Linked DNA regions of Homo sapiens: all the other regions are linked to region 2. Evidence: chromatin loops called from intact Hi-C (ENCODE). Cell type or tissue: endothelial cell of umbilical vein. All regions are shown on one strand. Region 1 overlaps DNAH11 (dynein axonemal heavy chain 11). Region 2 has its middle 56 kb from the start of CDCA7L. Region 3 overlaps SP4 (Sp4 transcription factor). Region 4 overlaps DNAH11 (dynein axonemal heavy chain 11). Region 5 overlaps DNAH11 (dynein axonemal heavy chain 11). Region 6 has its middle 9.1 kb from the start of SP8. Region 7 overlaps DNAH11 (dynein axonemal heavy chain 11).

The links. A loop is a pair of places that touch in the nucleus more often than their neighbours do. Peaks named below come from ENCODE experiments on the same cell type or tissue, not always from the same donor. Only the 100,000 strongest peaks of a DNase experiment are listed, where the experiment ranks them.
Region 1: it touches region 2 in a loop (4-fold over the local background); 31 of 110 quality-filtered maps call a loop at or near these places.
Region 3: it touches region 2 in a loop (8-fold over the local background); 8 of 110 quality-filtered maps call a loop at or near these places.
Region 4: it touches region 2 in a loop (6-fold over the local background); 2 of 110 quality-filtered maps call a loop at or near these places.
Region 5: a loop joins it to region 2, with 4 times the contacts of the local background. A loop is called at or near these places in 4 of 110 quality-filtered maps.
Region 6: it touches region 2 in a loop (15-fold over the local background); 16 of 110 quality-filtered maps call a loop at or near these places.
Region 7: it touches region 2 in a loop (13-fold over the local background); 3 of 110 quality-filtered maps call a loop at or near these places.

The regions. Positions count from the first base shown.
Region 1 is chr7:21,770,507-21,774,506 of GRCh38, reverse strand. DNAH11 (dynein axonemal heavy chain 11) reads right to left here. Exons shown (of 82, transcript NM_001277115.2): 56 at 508-741. Among named protein-coding and RNA genes, the nearest start is that of CDCA7L, 170 kb to the left of the region's middle. RefSeq lists enhancers at 2,081-2,689, 2,123-2,755. In endothelial cell of umbilical vein, no CTCF peak of the experiment used is centred here; no DNase peak of the experiment used is centred here.
Region 2 is chr7:22,000,085-22,004,084 of GRCh38, reverse strand. No RefSeq gene overlaps it. Among named protein-coding and RNA genes, the nearest start is that of CDCA7L, 56 kb to the right of the region's middle. In endothelial cell of umbilical vein, a CTCF peak has its summit at 2,480 (motif pointing right); a DNase peak (open chromatin) is centred at 2,594; H3K27ac peaks cover 628 bases.
Region 3 is chr7:21,506,179-21,510,178 of GRCh38, reverse strand. The region is part of intron 5 of SP4 (Sp4 transcription factor); the gene reads right to left. Among named protein-coding and RNA genes, the nearest start is that of DNAH11, 35 kb to the left of the region's middle. In endothelial cell of umbilical vein, a CTCF peak has its summit at 2,344 (motif pointing right); a DNase peak (open chromatin) is centred at 2,368.
Region 4 is chr7:21,615,168-21,619,167 of GRCh38, reverse strand. DNAH11 (dynein axonemal heavy chain 11) reads right to left here. Exons shown (of 82, transcript NM_001277115.2): 21 at 3,896-4,000; 22 at 2,876-2,959; 23 at 1,391-1,549; 24 at 1-68. Among named protein-coding and RNA genes, the nearest start is that of DNAH11, 74 kb to the right of the region's middle. In endothelial cell of umbilical vein, no CTCF peak of the experiment used is centred here; a DNase peak (open chromatin) is centred at 1,887; H3K27ac peaks cover 1,785 bases.
Region 5 is chr7:21,849,190-21,853,189 of GRCh38, reverse strand. It overlaps DNAH11 (dynein axonemal heavy chain 11), which reads right to left. Exons shown (of 82, transcript NM_001277115.2): 67 at 559-723. Among named protein-coding and RNA genes, the nearest start is that of CDCA7L, 95 kb to the left of the region's middle. In endothelial cell of umbilical vein, no CTCF peak of the experiment used is centred here; DNase peaks (open chromatin) are centred at 1,579 and 2,079; H3K27ac peaks cover 1,409 bases.
Region 6 is chr7:20,775,806-20,779,805 of GRCh38, reverse strand. No RefSeq gene overlaps it. Among named protein-coding and RNA genes, the nearest start is that of SP8, 9.1 kb to the left of the region's middle. RefSeq lists enhancers at 2,507-3,087, 3,088-3,670. In endothelial cell of umbilical vein, a CTCF peak has its summit at 1,645 (motif pointing left); no DNase peak of the experiment used is centred here; H3K4me3 peaks cover 477 bases; H3K27me3 peaks cover 3,670 bases.
Region 7 is chr7:21,688,023-21,692,022 of GRCh38, reverse strand. It overlaps DNAH11 (dynein axonemal heavy chain 11), which reads right to left. Exons shown (of 82, transcript NM_001277115.2): 35 at 1,142-1,258. Among named protein-coding and RNA genes, the nearest start is that of DNAH11, 150 kb to the right of the region's middle. In endothelial cell of umbilical vein, no CTCF peak of the experiment used is centred here; no DNase peak of the experiment used is centred here.

The DNA of each region.
Region 1 (4,000 bases), 230 kb after region 2:
TCGCCCTTCGAGGGAGCAGGGGCCTCAGGACTGAGGACACAGATGTGTAAGAGGAGCAGACAAGTCACTAAGGGAGGAACAGCTCTACCTTGGGATCTCGCCACAGTCATTAGCCAGAAAATGATGCCCTCACTGGAGGTTGAGAATCTGAGACCAAAAAAGATACTGGTCCATCCTAGGATGATAAGAACCTTGACGACAAGTACCGTGCACTGAAGAAGTCAGAGACAAGAGAGGCAATCCGCTGTGTCTGCTCCCTTCAATATCCCACACTACCTTACACTGAGTCAGGCCAGGAAGAGAACGTTTCACCCTAATCCAGCTGTGAGTCGGCCAATCCCATTGTAGGCTTTTGAAAGCAGTAGCAGTGTATTCTTGGTGTCATGAAACTGTAAATTTCACCAGCTGGCATCTTATAGAAATGGATTTAGTAGTGCTTCAAAAGGAAATATATTTTTCTGTTAAACAGCATAAATATTACTCAGTAATAACACATCCTGGTCATACCTGAGAGGCTGTGGTTTTTAGCTTTTGGATGCCGTTCACCAGGCGTTCTTTTTTCTCGGATACCTCATTTTGCTTCTTCTTCAACAGGTTCTTAAACAGTGATATTTGTTCTAGAAAACTCTTTGGGGTGGTATAGTTGTGTCTTCTCTCATTCTGGTAATATCTGGTACTCATTTCATTTACAGTGGTGTGAACATGTGCCATGAAAAGGCTAATAGAGTCTTTGTGCACTGGCTGAAAACACAAACATTACAGTTCATGTGAAATCCTCTCAAATTAAAAATACAACTTAAAAAAAATCAAGTAAATGATCATTTTTTTTCTAAAAGTCAGAAAAAAAAATGATAGTATAACCTACGAAAACTTATTTAATCTTTAAGCGCTATCCACAGGATTTGGGAGATTACAATAAAGCATTCAGCTTGAGTAACCTTCTTCTTGCCAAGTAGGACAAAGGGTTTTTATGTGCTCCACATACCAAATACAAAAGCCAGCATATACAGATCTTCACAACTTGATTTTTATCTACCGAGTGTGTGAAAGAGAAGGTGGAGAAACAGACACAATATCCTGAGAAATATTTCTGCCATTGCTTTCAAACTAAGCTTTAGACAAAGAGAAGCAATAACCCTGCAAAGTCACTGAAAAAAAAAAAAAAGCCAAAACTTAGAAACTCACAGTTTTATGAGAACTCATGTAAAAACAAACTGGATAGTAGGGTATAAATGTCACTGCTTCTGGGAGAAAAATATCATGATCATTTCTATTCATATTTGGGAAAGAAAACCCACAAAAAGAGCAACTCTCCTTCAATGAGTTACTGGAAGACCCCCCACTATACATTCTTTCCATTTTGTCCTCTATGACTTCTGAAGTAGTTAACTTTTTAATTTGCAGAGTCACATCTCCCTCATTTTAATGATTATTTATTGCATTCTGTACAAGATGAACCAGGTTCAGTTAATCAAGGGAAGCCTACAAATCAATTAATATGAATTAAATGAGCTACACCAACTCTTAGGAAAGTCACACATAATTTACCAAAGTGTTGTCAATAATGCTCAGACGTCTTTGGGAAAATTGCACACACGTGGCTGGTGATGCAGTCAAACATTTCAAACCTGCACCATTAATATTACAAGCAGAGGTGTGAAGAGAGACCAGCCAATTCTTGGTGAAAAACAACTGCTCCTGAACAATGTCTTTAAACAATCAACTTTCCAACATCACGACAAATTCCCGAGTGGGTTTGGAATACCCACATATTGCATTGTGCTGCGTATTAAAAATCCATCTCACTAGTAACTGAAATAATGTATTACTAAAACAAAAGTTAAAAATAACGTGATATAAATTCCAAATATTCTTGGTTTCTAGTGGACCCCAGATACAAATATATTTCCAAACAGTGAACTCAGAAAAATAAAATTTATGAAGAAGTTTATATAAACTTCATATAAATCATAATCCTTTGGAGACTTTATTTTTACAAGAGCTTGACTTCAATACAGACATGTGCAGGAATTTACTCCTGTCCTGTCTTGTTTTAATGGGAACTAAAGGTACACACATACCTTTCTACAATATAGATAAATAATTCCTCAGCCAAGTGTAACCTCCTTACAGGAAGGGAAAAAAAAAAAGAAAGAAAGAAGAAAAAAAAAAAACACTCTGGCCTCTGCCCAACCATGATCCTTATGAGGAGGCTCCTTGGAGGCGCTGAAAGCTCTCTTTAACAACAGTTTCATTTGTAAATCGGGGATGGAAGAAGTGGTTTCCGGTAGAGCTGAAAGTGGCCTGAGACAACTTGTCTCAATGGGGCAAAATAACTATTGTTATCAGGCTTAACAAAATGGCACAGCATGGGAGACTCGCTGAGCCAGGGAGCAGCTGGTTGTAATTCACACTGTTTTTCAGAAAACTCTAATCGTTCCAGAACAGACCTCTTTGATGACTGGTCTTCCCTGCATTCTCAATTTGTCACTTTCTCTTATGATAAGGTCAGTAGTGACAGCACTTCCTGACATTAACAGCTGTGGCTTTTAAAAGGGTCATTGTAGAACTACTAATTGCAGTAATTTCATTAGCATAAATTATTTATTCTGCCATTCATTTATCTCCAGTTATTTTATTTTATTATTTTTTTTTGTGGGGGGCGTTGGGGGAGAATTGAGAGGAGTTGCTGCTGGTGCTGCCGCAGCGAGGGCTACGCAATGCTGTATTTTTCACTTTGAGAGACGTGAGGGGAGAATATCATTCCTGCTAGATTTGGCCTCTTAATAAAAACCAGTTGATAACCACTTATAGTCATTTAGCAGCTAATCATGATGATGGCAAAAATAAAAATAAGCAGAGTGCCAGTATCGAATGGTTATAAACTCAAGGTTTCCCCACTAAGATGCTCTGGAAAACGATGCTGTCTCCAACGCATAATCAAATGCAAAGATGAAACTGCTTTCCCTCACATTAAGAAAACGTGTTTAATTTCTACTCTCTCAGTTGGCTCACTGTCAACACAAAAACATAAACAGATCTCTGCTATTTGGTGTGACAGTTCTCGGGCAGGAGTAGTCTCTGCCACACCAAGTACTCCAGCCACCTGGCACTTCAAGCAAGTGCCCAGTATATTCCTCTTGAAAATGACAAACAGCAGAGTTGAATATAAACCAATACCCAGAGGTCAGCACTAAATCAGTTTAGGATTTTATACCTTCCCAAGACCAGCAAAGATGACTACATTGGTCTGTAATACTAAATTTGGGCTTTCAAGAGCACTGTATTCAAGGGAGGGAGGGAGGAAGGGCAAAAGAGAAAGGGGCAGGTGAAAGAATCTATTTTCTCTCTTTTTGAAGTGTAACTTGGGACAATTTTGTCACATTAAATGCCATATACCTACAGTAAGTCTTGAACATTTTTCTCAGAAATTATTTCTGTGTTAAATTTTAAATATGTCAAACTGATGTGCTACACAATCTATTTGATCTTTTTGCTCCTTTTAGGGCTGGTAGAAGAATATATTAATAAGATATTTGTGGTTGCATGGTGGCTTATTAAAGAAAGAAAACTTACAATGCATAAAATGGGCAGTGTTGCATTTTAACACTTGTCCTAAGCTCTTCATAGTGCTGTTTTGCTCTGAGAAGAAGATTCCGGAGGGAGCCAGGGACAAAGGGTTTGAATCCTAGGACCTGGGCTAGATTTCCAGTTCTGAAAAATCTGGTAAGATACTGCATACCCTCCTGTACTTCTTCCTGCCCACAAAATTGCTCCTTTAAAAATTCTGTTTCCTTTCTTCTTTTACTGCTTTCCCAATAGTCAAACATTCATGCAATAGTCAAAAGAAGGATTTAAGACTATGGGCTCTGGTGTCAAACTGCAGATGTACCCCTTACCAGCGGCATTATTTACTCTTGGGCCTCCATCCCAGGGGAAACTACTGGTCCCTCCTCATGAGGCTGGTGATGAGAGGTGGTAAGCAGTGCAAATTCACAGC
Region 2 (4,000 bases):
ACACTCAGAAAGCAAAAAATTTCAAAATGAGTCGTAGGCCCTGCGCAGTGGCTCACGCCTGTAATCCCAGCATTTTGGTAGGCTGAAGTGAGAGGATCGCCTGAGGTCAGGCGTTCAAGACCAGCCTGACCAACATGGTGAAACCCCATTTCTACGAAAAATACAAAAATTAGCAGGACATGGTGGTGGGTGCCTGTAGTCCTGGCTACTCGGGAGGCTGAGGGAGGAGAATCGCTTCAACCCGGGAGGTGGAGGTTGCAGTGAGCTGAGATTATGTCACTGCACTCCAGCCTGGACGACAGAGAGACACTCTGTCTCAAAAAAAAAAAAAAAATTAATTAAATAAATAAAATAAATTGTAGTTTAAAAAGAAATTGTTGGCAGGCCACATCAGATAAGTAATGCAAAAAGGTTAACATAGTTTTGTCATCTAGCTTAGTGCATGGAATGCCCACAGGCTTTAGCAATGGAGGAGTCTGCATTTTAGGTCGGGCTTTACTGCTTGGTGGCTGTGCGACCCTGGGAAAATTAATTAATTGCTCTGAGATTCCCATTTGCCATCTCTAAAATGGGGATAAAACAACAAATAAAGTGTGTAATGTGTCTGGCATATAGTAGGCACCTATCAAATGGAAATAGCTGATTTTGTTAGTGTCATCTAAATTGTGTTAATACCTTTGCTGATGTTTTGGGAAACTTACAATAAATAGCATACAATTTCATTGGCCATGTAGATAACGGTAGCAAACATTTATTGAAGATTTTTTTTTAAATCTGCCAGGCACTGTCTCCAGTGCTTTATTAATCTGTTCAGCATCCTAAGAACTCTATGAGATAATGTGCCATGATGATCATCATCCCATTTTACAGGCGAGGATATTGAATAAAGAGAGATTAGCAACGTGCCCTGTGCATAGTTAGTAAATTACAGAGCCTAGACTCAAACCCAGACACCAGGTCCATACCCTTGACCAAGCCAAGAATATAACTTCAGAAAAATGCACTGTGGAAGGAAGACTGAGATGCCAGCCTCTACTCTGCTTTTTATGAGGCAAAGTCGCTCCAGCTCTGAGACTTCATCTCCCTTCTGTAATGTGAAGGATCATGCTTGTCCTCACAGGATTACAAAGTCAAGTACAGACATACTGCTTTTTGTTTCCATAATGGTCTCCTGGAAACCACATTGTGAGGTAAATCATTGCCAAGTGTTGCATATTTTCCCATAGGAATGATGTTCTAATTGCAGGTTATATTCCTGAACAAGGCCTCAGAATCAAGCAAATCATTAATATGACCCAAAATGTGTCAAAGGAGAAGATATTAAACAACTATAAACCTTTAGCATCCTTTTAAGAATAAAATTGTCTTCCAGGTTCTGCAAAATAGGCACATACAAACTATTCCCGGGTTAAGCAAGTACATGAAGAGAAAAAGCACTGCTAACAAACTGAGCCCATATGTTGAGTATTCTTGCCTTTAATAACACTTAATTAGTAATGGTATTGCTCTTTTTAGAATTTAGAATAGTTTTGGAGGCAATCATTTAATGGCTTATGGCTTACATTATTGTTTTCTGTGAAAAGCAGAGGCATTGAAAATAACTCCAGTGATCTCCCTGTTCCTCTTAAAATGGGGATTAGTGTTTTCCAGTTTAGTCACTACAGAGTCCAAATATTTAAGGCACCCCTAAGAACTGGCGGTTTGGGGGCAGAGATGCCTCTTGAAACTGGTCTTTTAATTTATTTTCTGTTCTGTGATTCAACTTCGCCTCCACCCCACTCCCCCTCTTCCATGTGAGGGACAGTTAGAAAGATGGGGAACCTAGCAGGTTGGAAAATATTGAGCTTCTTGTTCCGTTGCCGCTTTATTAATAGAAGGTATCTGGGGGTTGATTGAATGGATAAACACCCAAAAGAGACAAAAGTAGAGACCCTACTGTCCACATGAAACTGAAGTGAAATAGTGATGTACATTGACCTAAGCTGTGAGGACTAAAGCATTTGGAACAATGATGATTATGTCTGTTACTAAATAGAAAAATCCATTTACAGTACAATAAGCGTAATATGATTCCATCATTGTAAATAATTAAAACACAAAGAAATTTCAAAGCATAGCTATATTTTAGCAGGAGAATTACAGTGATTATGTTTTCCTTTTGCCGCTTCCCTAAATGTTTTTATCCTTCTACAAAGGGCAGATTCTTTGCGATCCTTTTTTTCTATTTCAAAAGAAAAAGAAACTTGGACTGATAGATGCTTGTCTGTTTCTATTTGCTCTGGTATGAAACCCTTCAGCAACATTTGTAGGCTGGTATGTGGTATGTGGTTTCAGTGCATACCCAGGAATTGACCATGTCTTGCCCTATGATAACATATTAATTAATAAAATAGGGCTGTTCATATCACTAACTGAGAATTGAGATGTTAACATTTTTAGCCCATATGAAAATTTCTAGAGTGTCCTGTAATTCTGAGTTACTCCAGTAGATGGCAGGGTTGTACAAAAACAGCCAATCAATTGAGGCTGAAGGACTAGAGAAAGATTTTTGCTGTCTTTCTAGAAGAGCCCTCCCTCCCTCAATGGACAAATCACCGGAATGAGGTGAATAATAAAAACGGTATTTTCTTCCGTAGTACAATGTGGATGGTGTTAATGGGAAAGTTATTTTATCTATTTAAATACGTATGTATTTGGTAATTCTCAGGCCGGATGTTTTTATCCACGATATTAACAGAGAGGGTTAACCCTCTCTCTCCCCGCCCACCACCAAGTTTAACAACTCTTTGGTTTAAAGAAAGAGGGTCTCAGAAACCTTAGCTGTATTTTTATTTCTTTTCCTATATTACTACTCTGAGGTAAAGGTACGAAGTGAGGGATTGACACCCTTTTTTGTTAAATGTTTTCCTTTGTTTTATATCTGAAAAAGTACAACTGGGTGGTGGAAAGATCAGATGCTTTGTACCCTAAAGGGTTCTCATCTTGGGTTTTCCACTCACCCCCTGGGCTGATTCCCTGATTTCTCCAAGCCCCAGGTTCCTCATCTGGGACAAATGGAGCTAGCAGCAAGTTCCAGATGTGTGTCTCTAGGGATTAGCTGTTTACATACACACAGCTTGCTGACATGCCCTGCACAGCATGGATCCCCAATAAATGGTGGCGATTCATACTAAAATCAGTATTGCCATAGGATCACATTGATGGATTAAACTATCCCACGATTAATTTCTGCTTTTATTCAATCTTCCAACATTGCCTTAAACTGAGGCAAGATAATTTTGCCAGCCTTGAGGTGGGATCTGTGTCTTTTCTTTTCTTTCTTTCTTTCTTTCTTTTTTTTTTTTTTTTTTTTTTTGAGATAGAGTCTCGCTCTGTCACCTAGGCTGGAGTGCAGTGGTGCGATCTCGGCTCACTGCAACCTCTGCCTCCCAGGTTCAAGCCATTCTCCTGCCTCAGCCTCCCGAGTAGCTGGAACTACAGGCGGGGGCCACCATGCCTGGCTAATTTCTGTTATTTTTAGTAGAGACAGGGTTTCGTCATGTTGGCCAGGCTGGTCTTGAACTCCTGTCTTCAGGTGATCCACCCGCCTCGGCCTCCCAAAGTGCTGGGATTACAGGCGTGAGCCACCGTGCCTGGCCCTATGTCATTTCTTAAAGAAGTGTGGACATCAGCAACTACCTTAAAGTGATATATGTATACTAGAGTGCTGTCTTCACCAGAAACAAAATACTGTTGTTTTTTGTTTCGTTTTGTTTTAAATAGGGTCTTACTCTGTCGCCCAGGCTGGAGTGCAGTGACATAATCATAGCTCACTGCAGCTTCAACCTCCTGAGCTCGAGCGATCCTCTTGCCTTAGCCTCCCAAAGTGTTGGGATTACAGGCATGAGACACCATGCCTGGCCACAAAATCCTGTTTTAGTAAAGAAGATGACGGTTATTGCTTAAGCACATGCATTGATGGTGGAGGGATGATGTTTGCCCAGGAGGGCGACTGGGGACT
Region 3 (4,000 bases), 490 kb after region 2:
GGGTTTGGCTCTGTGTCCTCATCCAAATCTCATCTTGAATTGTGCTCCCATAATTCCCACATGTTGTGGGAGGGACCCAGTGGGAGATAACTGAATAATGGGGGTGGGTTCCCCATACTGTTCTTGAGAATAAGCCTCACAAGATACGATAGTTTTATCAGGGATTTCTGCTTTTGTGTCTTCCTTATTCTCTCTTTGCCTGCCACCATCCACACGAGATGTGATTTGCTCCTCTTTGCCCTCCACCATGATTGTGAGGCCTCCCCAGCCATGTGGAACTGTAAGTCCAATTAAACCTCTTTCTTTTGTAAATTGCCCAGTCTAGGTATGTCTTTATCAGCAGCATGAAAACAGACTAATATAATGAGAAAATTCAATTTGGATAATTTCTTTTCTTGGCCCTGCTTTTGACTTACCAATAAAAAAAATCTATAGGCTCAAGTTGGTCCACGTCAGATATTCTCTCTTTTTCTTTACATTCTCTTTTTCTTTACGTGTGTGCTTTTACTTTTGAGTAAACTTTGAAAAAACCATTAGTCTTCCTTATTATTGTTACAAACAAATATTAAAACTTACAGGAGCACTGCACTCAATACAATATTGTATTAAACATCCATCTGAAGTAACACAAAGAAGATGCACCTCCATGTCATACCACACACCAAGATACATGCTACAAAGATTTAAAACCAAGTATTAAAAAAAAAGGAAAATATTTCTATAACCTAGAGTTTGAAGGTACTTTAAAAAGTACAACAGGTTATTTAGAAACTATAAAAGAGAGAATAGACAAATCTGACTACACAAAAATAAAATACTTTGTATGACTTAAGATTCCATAAAGTTAAAGGAGAGAAAAAAAAGGTCAACAGAAGCATAAAAACAGTGTGATAAAATTTAACACATTTTGATAAGAGCTCTTGGCAAACCAGGAATAAAAATTTATTTCTTTTACCTGCTATACCCCTACATATAATTAATGGAGAAACTTCTGAACTATTACTTTATACATCAGGAACAAGATAAGAATGCTATTATATATATCATTACTATTTTCAACATAATATGAAACATTCTGACGAAGCCAACATATAAGACAGTAAAATGAACTGAGGTACAATCACTGGAAGAAAAAAATTGAAATAGATTATTATTTACAGTTATTACTATTTACATAAATAATCTGAGAAAATAAACAATTAGAATAAATTTGTCGTGGCCAGATTCACAATCAATCGATAATAAGCAACACCATCCATTAATTATATAAATCAACATGTAATGCAAATGTTGAGGCTACAGTGAGCCACTGCACTCTAGCCTGGATGACAGAGCACGGCCTTGTCTCAAAAAAAAAAAAAAAAAAAAAAAGTGTGTAGACAAGGCCCTGACCCCAGGTCAAACACAAACTCTATGCCAAGCCACAGTTGGCAAGCCTGGTCTTGGTATCTTATTCCAGGGTCTAGCTAGGTTCTGACAGGAGGAACCTGGGATTTCTCTGTACAAAGGTGGAGGCAGTGGCCTACTTAAAAAAACAAACAAACTGTATTTAGGCTGGGCGCGGTGGCTCACACCTGTAATCCCAGCACTTTAGGAGGCTGAGGTGGGTGGACCCTGAGGTCAGGAGTTTGAGACCAGCCTGGCCAACATGGTGAAACCCTGTCTCTACTAAAAATACAAAAAAAGTAGCTGGGCGTGGTGATGCACGCCTGTAATCCCAGCTACTTGGGAGGCTGAGGCAGGAGAATCGCTTGAACCAGGCGGGGTGGAGGTTGCAGTGAGATTTGGATGCTAGGAAATAAATTACCTGCTGTAACTGCCCCGGGTGTGCCTGCCTACCAGACACTCCATCTTGCAAGACCACCATTAAAAGTCTCGCTTCCATTGTTTGTGTCTCCAAGTCCATTCTTTGGGTTTGGACAGGTGAATCTGTGTTTCTCACAAACCTGGGGGCCTGTCTGGGATCTCTGTGCCTGCATGGAGTGGGACTCCAGCCGAGAGGGCAGAGGTGTCCCACCCGATTTGGGTGGCCCACTCTGTCCGGGCATCCTGGCTCCCCACAGAAGCCACAGACAAACCTGAGACTGTTATTCAGGAGGCAGCAGAGGCGACACAGGGAGAAAAGCAGGCACTGCAGCAACCAGGCAACCTCGTGCAGAAGCCAAGGGAGGAAAATTGGACTGTAAGTACTGTCTTGGTGGTTGGGCATTTTCAGAGGTTGAGTGTGTGTGACTGAGATGTACCCTAGATATGAAGCAAGTGCAGAGTCCCAATCCATGGTTCCGTTCTCCCGTGAGGAGAATGGACAAAGAATGGCCAGAGAATGGATGAAGTGATTCCATGGGTGTGCAAGAAACCTCCAGTAGGGGGTGCTGAGAACACAGGGAAAAGCTCAGACACAGACTGACCAAAAATGGGAAACAGAAATTCTAGGCCTAGGGGACAAGGGAAAGAGGGAGCCAAAGAGACTCCCTCTGACATTTACCAGCATAGTCCTATGGCCTAAGTTTGGCTCAGATAAAAATTAGGTGTGCCAAGCTTTAATTCTCTATGTGAATAATAAAACCCCAACCTCACAAGAGACAGGTTATGCTCTCTGCTGGATCAAGGAATTAGCCCCATATTCCCACTTAAAGAAGAAGAAAAAGAGCCTAGTAAAAATCCCTCACCCAGGGAAAAGCCCTGGGACCCTATCATCCATGCCCCTCCATACATCTCACAAAATAGGGGACAGGAAAATCAAGGGGCAGCAGGAGGGTTAGAGGAGGAAAGACCTGGACACCATGGCGGAGCCAAACCAACTGCTCCTCTAAATCCTTATCCAAATTTAAGAAAAGAACACTGTAAGAGGGATATTGAGAACTTCCCTATTCCTTCCACACAGCAGGCACCTAGCATGTTCCCTCTTAGGGGAGTTCCCATGGGACAGGGAGAGACTGGCTTTGTAAATGCTCCTCTTGCAAGTATTGAAATTAGGAATTTCAGGAAAAAAATGAAACCACTCCTAGAAGATCCACTCGGTTTAGCAGACCATCTGGACCAATTCCTAGGATACAGCTCTTACACCTGGGCTGAAATGATGTCCATCAAGAATATCCTATTCATAGGAAGAGAAAGGGGAATGATCAGGAGAGTGGACATGACCATCTGGGAGAGGCAACACCCTCCCAGGCAAGAAGTCTCACCAGCCAAACAAAAATTTCCAAATGTTAATCCTGAATGGGATAATAATGATCCCAGGGACTGCGCCCAAATGTAGGATCTCCAGGAACTAATAATTAAAGGGATCAAGGAGTCCACTCGTAGGACATAGGACACATTCACGATTCAACAAGAAAAAGAGGAAACTCCTTCTGCATTCCTATATAGGCTCAGAGATCAGATGAGAAAATGCTCCGGATTAGATCTAGAGGACCCAGTAGGGCAATGCCTTTTGAAGGTTAACTTTGTAATTAAGAGCTGGCCTGACATTACCAAAAAATTACAAAAGATTGATGGATGGAAAGAGAAACCAACTGAGGATTTACTGAGGCAAACTCAGAGGGTCTTTGTAAGGAGAAAGGAAGAGAAGCAGAAACAAAAAGCAAAAATCATGGTTTCCACTGTGGAAGAGGTAGTCAGAAAAGACTTACATCAAGATCCCCCACTTAGGAGACAAGGGAATTATAGATTTCAACACAAAGAAAGAAGGGAAATGCAGGGAAAAGGTCCTAAGACTATGAGTGGATGTTACAAGTGTGGAAAGACAGGGCATTTGAAGAGAGGATGTCCTAAATGGAAAAAAGAAAAGGTGATACCCCTCATGACTATTGATGAAGACTAGTCGGGGGCAGGAGCACCTTCTGAGTAGATCCCACCAGGAACCCTTAATAAATTTGAAGGTGGGACCTGAGGGAGAAGTGACATTTTTGGTTGATACTGGGGCAGCTCACTCCTCCCTAATTCACCAACCAAGGGCTACAGAACTCTCTAAGGAAAAATTGAAAGTATCAGGGGTAAA
Region 4 (4,000 bases), 380 kb after region 2:
TCCACTCTGTGTAACCGCAGTGCTAACAAATCTGCCAAAGTTGTGGCTTCATTTATTAAAAACTTGACCTGATTGGGGGAAAAAAAGTTAGACTTTATATTCCACATATATGAACGGTTCCTTTTGCCTAAAGGCTGGTGAAATGAATCTTAACTAAAATATACTCAAGTCAGGTGCTGAGTACATCTCTCGTCTTGAAATACGTGGAGAATCTAAGACACTCCTTTTTAACTCACAATTCCTGAGGCGTCACCTGCCGGAAGCAAGGGCCACAGTTTAGTCACATCCGTGCTACACTATTTTCTTTGTTTCACATCTTTCCCTTGTCGGCACGTTTCTTATCTCCTTTGCCCACAAAACCCATTTTTAAAGAGAATCTCATTGTTCATTTATTATAATTTGGTTGAAATCCCAGGAATCAGGTAGTGGCTCATTTGTCTTTTCTTCCTAAAGAACCCTATTCACTGAACATAATTCCCAGCTGCTTCTGTGATTTAACCTAGTTTTATCACTAATTTAATCTCAGTTCATTGGCAAAAAAAATAGTCTTACAGTGTCATTATTCATATTTACCATGTGAAAAATAATTCTCATTTCCACATTGTCTTGTGACAATGACTCCCCTTCTCTCACATTGACTCTCCTTCCCTCCCCTATATTGGGTCCTTGAGACATCCTCAGCTCTTCGACATACCCAAACTCACTCATGTCTCCTGTAAGTGAAGAGTTGAGCCAGCCATATGGGTTGCAGGAAAGCCATTTTCTTTCCGGCTTTTGCTAAGAATATCCAGAATCTGCTTCTTGGAAGCTGCCACCCTCTGCCCCTCCCTACCCTCTAACATTCCTTAGCACCATCCACGCCTCTGCATAAGAGGACCAAATGCCCTGATTTGCTCCGGACTGAGGGGTTTCTAGCAAGTGGATTTCAGGGATGTGATACTTTCAGTGCTAAAATCTGGAAAGTCCTGAGAAAGCTAGATGAGTTTGCCAGACTATCTCTGTGTCAACTTTGGCCTCACTCCAGAGTTGCTGGGAGCCAGGGAGCTAGGTCTGTCCTTGAGAAAGAATGAGGAGAGATGAGTAATAGGGCCACCCTGATTAGTTGTGCAATCTGTGTACTGAACGTGGACACCAGCCCAGATGACAAATGGAGATGGAAGCCAGCCTCCGCTCTGCTGTCCTGGGGACAGCCTGGAGGAGGGTGCCTTTTTCTAAATTGTTGGTCGGATCAGGCGACTTTTTCTAGACAGCAAAAAGGCATAACACAGCAAGTAGAGGCTATGCTGAGGGGGGTCTTTTCATAAATTACACTTCATCTCAGATGATGCAAACCAAGAAGTAACACTTCACAGTCATAAAAAGGTTCATTAGTGAGACCAAGGATACTGACCCCAATAGCTTTCATCAGCTGGTGCCAATGCCTGTCCCTGAGGGCAGGGCTCTGTAACTCTGTGATGGCCCTCAGGGAGGCTGTCATGTCCTTAACTGTGCCTTCCAGGCCCGTGTAAGCATCCCAGACGCGGACTTCCTTGTTGAGTGACCAAATTTCCTAAAGAAAAGTGGAGGAAAAAACCTAGCTCCCAAGATATAACACAGTATATATTAATAATTTGCCTCCTTTGACATATATTTCCCAACTCCTGGATTAGAAAAGAGTGAAAGCATTTGAACTCCTAGACCAAGGAGCAAAACCAGAGAAACGAAAAGGGATCCACTCATTTGTACATTACAAGCCCACTCCGTACAAGCCACTTGTATACACTGCTTTCTCATTCACAAGATCTAACTGAATGTCCCATGAGGAAACACAGGTAAGTAACAGAGTTCACAGGACACGTGCAATGAAGAATGTTTCTTCTATAAACATAAGTAAATGGAAACAGACTGTTATCAGATTACTAAGACCTCCTTCGGAATACATGACTCATTTAAACAACAGCCTTGGAATGTTGATTACCTTTGAGTGCCTGTTTCTTGAAACCTAAATATTTCATCATCTTAAAATGCCAAATAGGTCCTTTGACTTGGCTGGTCCTCTCAGCCCAAGGAAAAACATCAGCAATTGTGAATGAGAAAACCCATAAGAAAACAACTAGAACTTAGCACGAAATAAAGGACAATGTGACCCCATGACATCCGAAAGAATGAAGGGACATTTTAGTTTGGGTCTTTGGGACTGGCATAATATGGGGGAAAATACAGGCGAGAGTGGGTAGAAGCTGAGGCAAGGAAGCCCTGGGGTGGAAAAAAAGCAAATGGTCCTGTCACTTTTAACTGCCTTTCACTGATATGCATTTTGCCTTTATCCAAAGATGCTCTGTCTTCAGAGGGCATACGGCTATGCAGAATAGACATCAAATTCCAATAAGTACCAAATTACAATAGGCTCAGTTCTGTATATGTTGAGCCCCCTTGGGATACCAGAGTCATTAATAAGAACAAAGATCATAGTATTCCGCATAAATCCAGAGGTGGCATGCTCCTATTAGTTGCCCCAAATTCCAGAGCCAAAAGGTACCTTTTCAGATACAAAATGTTTATGGTTGCTAAGCAAAGAAATCAAAAGCTTTCAGAAGCCTGACCCCTTGGCCCTGATAATGTTCCTCTCTGTTCTAGGAAGCTGTAGGAAGCTCATAATTAGAGTAGCTTCTCATAAATTCATTAACCCTAATATGCTTCTATCAACTCACTCACAGAAAGACAGGCTTGATTAGAAGTGCAACTGGCTAAGGGTGAAAAAAACACTGTCTGCTATCACTCTGTTAGAAGTAAATAAGTACATGCAGCCCAATACACCAGATACTAGATTAGGGAAGATGGAAGGAGGTGGTGCTGAGAAAGATAAATTGTTGTAATAGACAGTTATGGAACTCGCCTTGGCAAACCTTCTGAGTTCTACATCCATCTGTTCCACATGAATCTGTCTCCACTGGGTTTTAGTCCAATTATCAATGCTTCTCTGAAAACGCAAAAGCAGATAAAAGTGTCAACAACATTTGGTGAAAGCAAGTCTCTGCAGCAAAATATATAAACTGATGATACACTGTAACTCTATCATCCAGTGGAAAGTCAATTTTTAAAATATTAACTGCACTTGTCAAAACTTCCCTATCACCAAAACAAAAAAGTTGTCAGAACACGTCAAGCTAAAGGCTAAAACATTATGATATATTAATTTCTAGTAGCGATGATAAATTCCATACACATACCATCATTATCACTTAATCCTGTGTACTTTGAATAAATTGATAAGTAGATTATTAAATAACAGACTTTTATAATTCTACATGTAACTAAATAAGCTTTCACATGACAATTTTCAACCATTATAAACAAAACTCTCATCAACCATTTCTTGACCATATTTTATATTTTGTTAATATATTTCTATATGGCTTTCAACTAACATAAAAGATTATAGTGCTTGTTGCAATATGCCTCATTCCCTAGAACTTACTTTTTCACTTAAGTTTTTAACTTAATTAACCACATACAAATTATTTTTAGGAAGGGTCTGTTTGTGTATGCCCAGGCATGTAAGTATAAGCATAGGAATATGTATGAGTTGGTATGCACAGATGACTACACATGTAATATATATTTATATATTAATTTTTATTTTATTTATATTCTTTACAATCTCCCCAAAGGATTTGAGGCAGTCAGCTTATTAAACAAAGTTTCATCCTGAACTAAAAATAAAAACAACTGGTATTCAAAGAAGAATCATCCACTAACAGAGATACATGAACTCTAATTTGGGGCTGGGGTGAGGATCTAATTTCCACATATTTCAAGACATTATAAAACCCAAATAGAATAATATAGGCTCCACAAACTGCATATGTAAAAGAACTACTAAATAAAAAGCATGTTTTGAAAAAGCACATCTTACTCGAACATAAATAATGACATCCCACAGTCCCTTGAGCAATTTTATTTCTTTGCGACACTGTTTCATTTGTTTGTACTCTGGAAGAGCCACTTCAAAAAGACGAGT
Region 5 (4,000 bases), 150 kb after region 2:
TGGGACCCATGTTGGACATTAGCAGGAAGCCTATTTAATAAAAATTTCTACTGGCTTTTAGGAAATGTCATTTTTCCTGGGGTGAATAGTGCATTTGAGTACAGCAGGAGATTATCCTTTGCTCGGTATCCTGCCACGGCAGGCCTGTAAACAAAACTTTCACTCTAAGAATTTCTTTAAAATGTCCAACAGCTTGGAGAACCTGCAGAGAAACTGTAGGATATGAGTTTGGAAGAGCCGGATGCTAAGGCTTTTCAGATTTTCAGCCATAGAAGCCAGCAGGCCTCAGCTTTTCTTCACATTTGGTCACCCAGGAAAAATAATAGCCGGACAGTGTCTAATTTGAATGACATCTCTATGGAATTAGGAGAAGCACACATTCAACCATCTCCATCTCCATTTACAATCCCACACAGTCCAACTGCAGCTTATTAAATCACCTGAATTCCACACGCTGGTCCTCTTAGAGGAATTACCAAGTCTGATCACACTGCCCACCCCACATGTCTCATTCGAACAGAGCATTAGAATCTGCCAGGCACCCTCTGCCCTTCCTACCTTGTGCTCTATCTCTGCCACGGTGGTCTTTGTTGCCTCCAATCTCTCTACCAGTTTGGTGTCATCCAGAAAGCTTCCCTCTGCCGCAGAAAGGCGCAAAAGGAGATCGTCTTCCAGATACTTGAGCTCAATTTTAAAATCATTTTGGTGCTTTGTCAATACCAACTAATAAAAACCAAGAAAAGTGTGGGAAATGGTGGTTAAGTACTTTTTTTTTTTTTTTTTTAGAGGAAGTCTTGCTCTGTCGCCCAGGCTGGAGTACAGTGGTATGATCTTGGCTCACTGCGACGTGTGCCTCCTGGGTTAAAGCGATTCTCCTGCCTCAGCCTCCCGAGTAGCTGAGATTACAGGTGCCTGCCACCACATCCAGCTATTTTTTTTTGTATTTTAGTAGAGACGGGGTTTCACCACGTTGGTCAAGCTGGTCTCGAACTCCTGACCTCAAATGATCCACCCACCTAGGCCTCCCAAAGTGCTGCCATTACAGGCGTGAGCCACTGCGCCTGGACAAGTAAATGTTTTTAAACCAGAGTTTCCTTAATCACAAATTTCATGGAATCAGTATATAATAAAACACCCTTAACATTAAAATCATACCAATCACAATTTTTAGAAATTCTTTAAAAAACTTCAGAAGGTATGTTAAGATCTAGTTGCACTCCAGGGTGCAGAGTATAAACGCTTAACAATAATTTAACATCATGAACCACAGGAAGAATCTGTTTAAGAAAACATCAGAAACTTCTGGTTTCTGCTCAGACATATAAAGGCTTAGAAGTCTCATTTCCGTTCTCAAAATAGGAAAAAAACTCATCAACAATTCTTCCTACATACATCAGAGAACGGAGGTCACAGGACAAATTGCCATCCTAAAAACAGGCAAACACAGAGAATCACAGCTTCTCGGGAACACTGACATGCAAGTAGAGCTTGAATTAAAACTTCAGAGGGGCCCAGTCTTCGTAGTCTCTACACTTCTTTGAGTTTTACCTCCAGGAAATGCCATCCGGTTCTTACAGTGAAGGTCAGATAAAATCTACACCAGCTCTGGGCTAAGGATGGGAAAAGTAACCATTATGACATAAGCTCAGAGGGAAAGTAACCATTTTAAATATGTCCAGAACTTTCTGTTCTCCTTAACCAAAGCCTGCCCACAAGGGAAACTACTTGGCCAGTGCCTAATATGACCTGGATGTATTAATCTGCTCTCAAGGTGCGATAAAGGACTTCCTGAGACTGGGTAATTTAAAAAGAAAAGAGATTTAATTGACTCATAGTTCCGTATAGCTGGGGAGGCATCAGGAAACTTACAATCATGGTGGAAGGGAAGCAAACATGTCCTTCTTTCCTTGGCGGCAGCAGAGAGAAGTGCCCAGCAAAGGGGGAAAAGCCCCTTATAAAACCATCAGATCTTATGAGAACTCACTCACTATCACAAGAACAGCATGGAGGAAACCAATCCCGTGATTCAGTTACCTCCCACTGGGTCCCTGCCACAACATACGGGGATTATGGGAACTACAATTCAAGATGAGATTTGGGTGATGTCATAGCCAAACCATATCACTGGGGAAGGCAGAATTCCTGTCCTTTAAAAAAGGCTGAGTAACTCTTCTGAAGGCCACATCCCAGTGATTCACAGCTCCTAAAAAACCCTGAGATGTAATTATAAGAGAAAAGAATGCTTCCCCTCCATAATACCTTACCAACACATTGACAGACTCCAGTATAATATCAGTGGATTATAACTGAGAGATTTGCAAAGCACAGATTCTATTTAAAAATCAGTTTTTAGGGAAACCTAAGGACAACAAGGGAGACAAAAACAAGGACACCAGGTAAAACTGCAGCTAAATGAACATGAGACACAGCCGTAACTCCTAGCCCTGGAAACATAAAACCTCACACTAAACCTCTGTTTACTTTTGTGACAGTTATCTAATACATCATGTCTGGTTTTCAAGGTTTTCAACAAATAAGTACAAGGTATACTTAGAGGCAAAAAAAAAAAAAAAAAAAAAAAGAAGAAGACAGAACGCAAACCTCAGGACAAGACTCAGATGTGGCAGAAATTTTGGAATTATCAAACTGGGAGTTAAAAATAACTACTTAATGTGCTAACGGGTTTAATGGAAAAGTGAACACCATGCAAGACCACATGGGCAATGTAAGTAGAGATAGAAACTCAAAGAATGAAAAGGAAATGCTAGACATAAAAAACAACGTAACAAAAATGAAGAATTTTTTTTCTTTTTCTTTTTCTTTTTTTTTTTTTTTGAGACAGAGTCTCCTCTGTCGCCCAGGCTGGAGCGCTGTGGCGCCATCTCGGGTCACTGCAAGCTCCGCCTCCCGGGTTCACGCCATTCTCCTGCCTCAGCCTCCCGAGTAGCTGGGACTACAGGCTCCCACCACCACACCTGGCTAATTTTTTGTATTTTTAGTAGAGATGGGGTTTCACCGTGTTAGCCAGGATGGTCTCAATCTCCTGACCTTGTGATCCGCCTGCCTTGGCCTCCCAAAGTGCTGGGATTACAGGCGTGAGCCACCGTGCCCGGCTGAAGAATGTTTTTGACGGGCTCATGAGTAAACTAGACACAGTGACAAGAATCAGTATGCTTAGACATATGTCATTAGATACTTGAAAAAAAAAAAGAATAAAAATTAAAAAGGAAAGAATATCCAAGAACTGTGAGATGCTTACAAGGAGAAAAAAGAAAAAAATGAGCAGAAGAAAGATTGGAAATAATGGTAGCTAAAAATTCTTCAAAATTAATGAAAGATACCAAACCAAAGATCCAGGACACCCATAGAACATTAAGCAGGATAAATGCCAAAAAATCAACTCTTAGTCATTGCATATTCAAACCGCATAATATCAAAGACAAAGACAAAATCTTGAAAGAGTCCACAGGAAATAAATTACCTTACCTATGAAGGAACAAGGATAACAATTACATGGAACTTCTCTTGAGAAACTATGCAAAAAGGAGAGTTGAGTAAAATATTTAAAATGTTTAAGGAAAAAAACAATCAACAAATAATTTTGTATCTTATAAAATTATCCTTCAAAAGTAAAGCGTAATAAAAGCTTTCTTAGACCAAGAAGACTGAGGGATTTTGTTGTCAGTAGACCTGCCTTACCAGAAATGTTAAAAAGAAATTTCTTCATAGACAAGAAAAATGATATAGGTCAGAAACTCACATCTATGTAAAGAATGAAAGAGTACTAGAGAAGGAGTAAATGAAGATAAAATATGTTAGTTTATTAATTGAGCTGTCTGTTCAAAACAGTAATAAAAGCAATACAGTCAGTGATTATAACTTATGGATAAACGAAATGAATGACAGCAATGTTATAAAGGATGAGAGGGAGGAAATGAGAATAGTCTATTAAAAGATAACTGCATTACCAATGAGGCAGTAGTGTTATTTGAAAATGGAA
Region 6 (4,000 bases), 1.2 Mb after region 2:
ACAGCCTCAAAAAGGGATTGATTTGATGCAGGTATTTTGAATAAACTGTGGTTGTTCATTTTACTACTGATTTTTGCTGCTTCTGTCCAAACAGGCATTATTTCTCTTTACACTCCTAAGAAAAACCCAGATATTACCAACATCTTTATCCTTCTCTCTCTTTTTAAAAGTATGGTTTCTGCAGTTGCTTCCTTCCTTCCTTTCTTCCTCCTTCTCTCCCTCCCAATCTCCCTCCTTTTTAAAAAATGGCGCAGAAGATCAATTCTGTGCCTGTATTTCAAGAAAATGGTGTTAAAGTAAGGAATCGAAATATAGTAATGCTGTACCCATTTTAAAGTCAGGGCTTTGGTTTTGGGTGGCATCTTTTGAAGACTGCTCAATATAAATAGTTGATGTTATTTTAAAAATAAGATTCAGAATTTTCTCCCTGTTTATTCCCTGCTTCCGGATTAAAGGAAAGCCGCTAATTCCTTGCCATCCTGGACCCTAGCCGCTGCGGTTTAAGGGGATGCGCGTCAGTGGCCATGTCTTTAGATTCGCTGCTCTCCCTGTGAGCAGAAATGTTGATTTGCTGCAGCGGCGGGGAGGGGGGATCTATTTTTCCCTAGTCCCTCGGCGCATGTTTAATTTAATTTAATTTTCTGCGGAGTCTCTTGGCGGTGAGGAAAGCAGCCTTATACATTTTGCTTTGGTTCCTAACGAACAGTGGGAGAGCTCTAGGGACAGCGGGGAGGGCTTGAGGTGACCTAGAACTCGGAATAAAGCCCCGCTACAAGCTGTCGCTTTTTCCTGGTATTCTAGTACCGTTTTTGAAAGTCCATCTACCGGAAATGTTGCTTTTTTTTTTTTTTTTTTTTTTTGAGATGGAGTTTCGCTCTTGTCTAGGCTGGAGTGCAACAGCGCAATTTCGGCTCACTGCAACCTCCGCCTTCCGGGTTCAAGCGATTCTCCTGCCTCAGCCTCCCCTGTAGCTGGGATTACAGGCGACCGCCACCACGCCCGGCTAATTGTGCATTTTCAGTAGAGACCGGTTTCACCATGTTGGCCTGGTCTCGAACTCCTGACTTCAGGTGATCCGCCAGCCTCGGCCTCTTAAAGTGCTGGGATTACCGGCGTGAGCCACCGCGCCCGGCCTGGGGCTGCCGCTTTTAAAAAGCCCATTCCTCAACTTTGCTTCTCAGGCACCAATTTCTTGCTGCGCGGGAGGAAACGCTGGCAGCGACCTCTGCTTCTCTCGCAGGGCGCTGAGCCGAGGTCCGGCCTGCCCAAAGTTCCCTTCGTTCTCTTTTCGAATGAATTCTGCGAGAGGTTTTGAGCCTGGGAGGATTTCCCTCCCTTTCTAAACGCTACCCTCCGCTTTCCTCTTCCCAGCTCCTCGAAGTGCCCAGTACATTGAGAAAGACCCCGGGGCCCTCCCGGGGAGGGTTCCGAACTGGCGATCCGCACGGTCCGCTTGCACGTAGCAGCGAAGAGTGAGGTGGTGGTCTGGGGTCTCCCCGCGAGCCCTGGCCCCGGCCCGGGCCCGCCGCTCCCCTCGGGCTGCGGGCCGGAGCAGCCCATCGCCGCGCCCACCGCACACAAAGGCACCGCGGCCGCCTCCGCCCGCTGCACGGACAGCGAGCGCCACCCTGTGCCCTGCTCCCGTTCTGCAGCGCGCTCAGCGCGGGCAATGCCGGCCAGACCCGCCCCGCCAGTCCCGGGCCTCTGACCTTGGGCAAACCCACGGTGGGAATGCGCGGGGAGCCTCCCCCCGCCCCGCTCGCCTGTGGGCTCTCAAAAGACACTCGGGCCGGACGGGGTGAGGGATTCCCCTGCCTTCGCTTCCCTCCCTCGCTTGCTCTGTAGTTTTCCCGCACCAGCCCGCTGCCCTGCGCCATCCTAGGGCCTCGGAGCCCGGGGAATCTGTCCCATCCTGTCACGGGGTGCCGCGCTTGATCTTTCTGCCCGTGCCACCGGAGGCTGCTGCGGCGTGGACAGACTCAGATTCTTCTTCCTGAACTTGTTCAGCTTTCTCTCTGTCCTGGCCCACGACTGCCTGCCTTTCTTCACCTCCTGTGCTCTTTTCTTGGCCAAACTGCTTTGTGTTCACTCGCACCCGCCTCCTCTCCCCAGCGACGTCAAAGTGCAGCGTCCTCCATAGGTGGCAAGATTTATTCTTGTCATTTTATCATGGGGTTGGCAGACTCGACGAGTGAAGGAACTTGCCCACATTTCCCCACACTGTTATCATAAAGAAGGCGCAATTAAGTGTGACTGGCTGTGAAAACTCTGCGCTTTTTAGTTTCAGGATATCAAAAAAGTTTAGCTACCCTGGGACTAACAGAAAAAGTGATGGATAGATAGGTGGATGGACACAGATGTAGAATCACTGAACCTGTTGAACAGAACTCTACTGCATTGCACCCAAAACCCAACAACCTCTCATGGGCTTCCTTCCCAATGCTCTTCTCTCCCGACTCTGGGCCTCTGGGTCTTTGGGGACTGCTACCAACATTCTGAAGGTCCCTATTCTGGTGACATCTGAAAGGAGATCAAGATAGATCAACCCTTCGGAGAAGAGCGTCATGCTCCGCTTAAAGGTCTTTATTTGGAGAATGTACCTGCCTCTCCCCGGGCTGCCTGAGGAAAGGAGCTGGCTCCTGGTAAACCTTTCCCCAGCCCCACCCCCTGACTCTTTTAGGCGCCTCTAGGTCTTAGGCCTTCTGGTCTTGGAAGTCATCGCACAGGTTCGGATCTGTGGGTTCCACTTTGTATTCTCGAGACATGCCAAGGATTAAACTTGGCTTTTATGGGTGGTTAGATACGCACTATGTACATGCATTTAAGGCATCCTGTGATGAGGCTGCAGCATAAATCTTCTCCCGCACTTATATTGAAAGAGCTCTCGGAGACGCACACCTGCGCGTGACAGGGCTCCAGTCATGTCCCCTCGTGGCTAAATCCACGGGCTCCACTGACCCCAATCCCCCACAGTGGGGAAGGAAGGAGGGCCGCCTATCTTCGCTTGCAAGCCCCTGCAGCCGCCGGTAGAAGCAATCTGGCTTCCCGGAGCTCCAGGATATAATTGACACGTCCACCTCCGGAGCCGCCACCACTCTCCTCCCTCAAGCCAGCCGGCGATGTGAGCCCACACCCCCACCCCCTCTCTCCGGGGTCCGGAAAGCTGGGAAGCGCTGGAATGCCGCGTTCTCTCACCCTATTGTGCCTAGGTGTTGCAAACCACTGGAGGACAGAGCTTCGCGCTTTGATCTCATGTCCCAGTCATTCTTTAGCACAGAGGGGTGAGTTTAAATTAAATTTCTTTCTCTGCTGATAAGTCGTAATGGGCCTCAGAAGGTGAATAATTATGCAGTAACATTTCATGGGTTGTTGGAGTGGGAATTCCCACTGCGCTGTCATCAAGAACAGAATTTCCCTCGTACGCTCAATGCTAAAAGAAGCTTTGCAAGTAAGCCACAAGTGTCTTTCAAATCTCGATGCAGATGATCTAGTCCTTCCCTACTCACCTTTCTTGCCCCTACAAATCTGTGTCGTCCTTTATTTTTTCATTCGTAGTTTATAAGTGGTTTACGAATACTTTTAAAATCAGTGCTAAAGGATCTTATATTTGAGGTAAAAAAAATACTTAGCTTTGATGATTATGCATTTCTATCAAGACAAAGCACACACTGATGAAAGCTGGGGCCGCATTTTCCTGGGAAAAGGCAGATGAGCCACCTGAGATTTATGTCCAAATACCTGGATTTAGTCTGGCCAACTATCTTCACTTCTTTTAGTGAAATAGTGCTTTTTGGTTTGATTCCTGAGGAGAGTCCGGACCCGAAGTTGCTGCAGGGATAAGATTTGATCATTAGTGTTCTGAAGGTATCTAGTTGCAGTTGAGAAATTGACTTTCCATGCAGGAAGGTTAAAAGGCAAAATGCCTTGGCTGCTTCACTCAAAATAGCCACCTGCCTATTAGAAAATGTGGACTTAATTCTTGGAGATATCAATTTATATT
Region 7 (4,000 bases), 310 kb after region 2:
GTTCTCTTACAGACTCCTGCTAAGTGCATACATTGGCAGAGTACTTTTGAAAAGCAGGTCATCAATAGGGATTTTAATCATTCACTTAAGTAATTCTACATTTAGAAATCTATTCTGAAATAAGAGTAATTTTTCATGTGAATAGAAGTTTACAGCCTGCTACTTCATTATAATAAAAAAAAGGAAAAGACAAACCCTACATAACAGACAACAGTGAATGGTTAAGAAATTTATGAACAAGGCATGAGAGGGACTATTTTAGAGCTACATAAAATGATATTTCTAAAGGTTGTTTAATAATATGATAAAATATGTCAAAATATTAAATGAAGAGAACTAAAGAAAAATCATGCCTACTGTAATATCTTAATCCCACAAAATATAAATTATAAAAGGAGGCTAGAAAACATAACAATCATTATTTCTGGATGGTGATGTAACTTTTTCTTTATTCTTTTCTATATTTTCCAAACAGCTCATAATTTATGAAAGATTCTGGACCAGGGCCCTCAGGGAGGGGACCCTGCGGCTAGAGTGGGCTAGGCCCTGGCTTTGCCCGTCAGATTTGAACGAATGTGTGTCCCTTGAGCCCAAGGAGAGCGGCAGGAGGGGTGGGACCAGGCTGGGAGGACAGAGCCAGCAGCTGCCATGCCCTCCTGCTCCCCCCACCCCAGCCCTAGCCCTTTAGCCTTTCACCCTGTGCTCTGGAAAGGCTACCAAATACTGGCCAAGGTCAGGAGGAGCAAAAATGAGCCAGCACCAGCGCCTTGGCTTTGTGTTAGCATTTCCTCCTGAAGTGTTCTGTTGGCAATAAAATGCACTTTGACTGTTAAAAAAAAAAAAAGAAAAAAAAAATTATGAAAGATTATGTTTATAATAAAAATATGCATTACAAAATAGCTAACAGTAAATATGCAAATATACCACGTAACTTTTAAATACTGATTTTGAGTCCTGGTTTTATAATTCAAAAGGGTTAATTTATCATGGTGAAAGTTCTGTCTATAAAAGGAGCCCAAGGAAATCATATAGGATTTTCCTTAGGAATTTTCAAGTAAAAGCAAACCACTTAACAGTGCAAACCAACAACATTAGGTGGCATGAGTGCACCAGATGCTAAGCCACAAAGCATAACACTTGCCTGAAAAGAGCTTTGAGATTTTCCGGTAATTCGGTTCGACCAGCATAACCCGGGTTCATAGTAATAAATATTCCAACTGATGGCTTCAGTGTGATAGCTTCCCCAAGAAATACAAATCTACCATAAAAAGAATGTTGATGAAATTAAATGTGTTCATTGAATATGAATGCACATTGACAAATGCAAACCACTGCAAAATGCAAATTATTAGGAAGCTGTTTATTCTGTGTAATTTTCTTTAAAATTCATAAGCCCATACATATTTTGAATATGTTTTGAAGCATATTTATTAAAAATACCCTCCCTTTTCCTGGAGGAATTATAAAAATGGGAAGTATTCTTTTTTATTTTAGCATAGCCTTAGTATCCTAGAATATAAAAATAAAGACTTGACTATTTTAACATTTAATGGAAGGAGGTGATGGCATTTTTACCTTCAACATGGGCTGCAATTCCTTGAATGGGATGCTGCATAGACAGAGAATGCCCATACTAAGAGGAGAAAGGGACGTCCTGCTCAGTCTTAAGTTTTGTCTATTTCTTCAACTTCTCTTCCTCTTTCCCTCCATACCTTTCATTGACTCAAGAAAAATCTATTAAATATCACTGAGAGGTACAATAGCTCTGGAGCCAGACTGTGAGTATTCAGATACCAGGCATATCCCTTTTAGGCAAGTTAATTATCCTATGTTCCAATTCCCTCATCTAGTAAAAATAATAATCATATTACCAACCTTATTGGATTCTGCAAGGATTTAAAAGGGATTATAAATATAAATGGGTAAAAGTATAATGCCTAGAACATGGAAAATACTCAAGAGATGTTAGCTATGACTAATGCTATTACTGTCACTTAAAGGCACTGGAGAAACAGTGAAAGATTTGCGTTGGAGAAATAGTGAAAGATTTTCAGAAAGATCTGTGAGGACCCAAGTGGGTTGCTGCTGGCCAGGGCAATGAATGGTAATGTGCTATGGGAGCCATATTGAGAGACAGGTAGAGGGAAACTTTCAAATGAGGGTAAACGAGACAAAATATAAGGCTGATCTCTTGCATTGCTGAGAGGGGAGGGCTGAAGCAGTTAAGGAGCTGGGTCTGCATCATGAAAGAGAAAACACAGAAAGAAACCACAGTGTTTAGGACTAAGGGTGCTTTAGACACTAGGTAATTAGGAGCAGGTGGATTTTGTATAGTCAAGATAAAAATGGAGAAAACTTCATTTCCCAGAATGTCAGGCTAGGGAAGGCAGACAGGCTGGCAGGGCCGCTCACACGCAGAGCGGTGGCTCTTGCCACAGAATAACTGCCTCTTCTCCCATTGTACACAGGAGGGACAGCCACAGTCAAAGGTGTGGACCTCCAGAGGGTAGAGCTGGCAAGGCACTAGAAGGCTTTGTAATTGAGGCATGGTCCCATCTCTTAAATCTTCATGTGTACAGAGAATTTAATAAGCTCATGAAGTCAAGAAGGAGCAGAGCTGTCTGCATATGGGCTAAAATAAGATGAAGAGAGCAGACCTACAGACATTCAGACAAGAGGAGACTACCAAGGAGTATTCTCGGCAATTTTCAGAAATCAGTACATGGATCAGTTACATAAATCTCCATAAGAAAGGATGGCCTCAAATGACATCTGGGTTACATCAAATAAAAAGATTTTGACTAAAAGCTAGATAAAATATAGCTGGAGATCTAAGAACAAATAACTGAGCCTCTCTATCATGGCCTTAGAGATGGGACAGGTCAGGAAACAGACACCTGAACACAAAAAACTGGGACCCAAGGCCCACGTGGCAGAAGGACTGAGAGATTTTCTAGAATGTAGAAATATCCAGATGTATCTCCTGATAACCTGGAAACTTCTACAACAGGTAAACAGTCCAAGAGGCTAGATAATCCTTGGGACATTGAAAATGTTCCTATGGACAAGCTAGCTGAGAAAAATATTCTAAAAACTAAGGGGGCACAGGTGGGCCAGATAAATAAGATTGCCCTGTTGATAAAAATGTTACAAAGAGAACCAGAATTGTGCTGCATACTATACTAATTTATTTCTCAAATTAAGCCATCAAACGTAAGTGCCAGCTGTGTTTTGCTTTTTGGAATGTGGCATTGTGTTGAGAAGCATTTAGATTTCGAACATAATTTGAAAGGTCTTGGCCCAAGTTACTGCAAGAACATGAAGGTATAACCTATTGGGATGAGACAACTAGCAAAGAAGGAGTTGGTGGAAGGACTAAGATTTTTATTTTGGATATATTAAATATGAGAAGCCTGGGAGACCTCCAGTAGAGCCTTGGGATGCCCCAGGCAGTTGTTTAGGTCAGTCCAGAGATGAGGAGAGAGGAAGCCTGGGCATCTGGTAGTCAGCAGCATAGAGAGAGTTTTTTTAAAGCCCTGGGACTAGTTGAAATCAACAAGGGGAGAAAATATAGAGAAAGTAAATCCAAAGACTGGGGCCTGTGATGCCTAACGTGAGTTGGGTTGGCCAGGAAATAATAACAATAAAACATAATAGGAAACACGGATATAGTGCTTACTATGTGGTAGGCATTTTTCCAGGTACTTTGCATTTAATCATCACAGTAGTCTATAAGGCAGGTACTCTTCTTTCCCCCATTTTATAGATGAGAAGAAACCAGCAATGAAGCGCTGTGAGGGGAGAGAGATGTAGGAGAGGTGTTGTCCTCAACCCACGTGAAGAAAGTATATCATGCAGTGGAGAATAACCAACTGCATCAGATGCTGCCAGAGGTCAAGAAAGATGAGGACTGAGAACTGATCAATGGAATGAGCATCTTAGAAGTCTTTTGGGTTTTTTGGAGAAAGGGTCTTGCTCTGTCTCCTAGGCTGGAGCACGG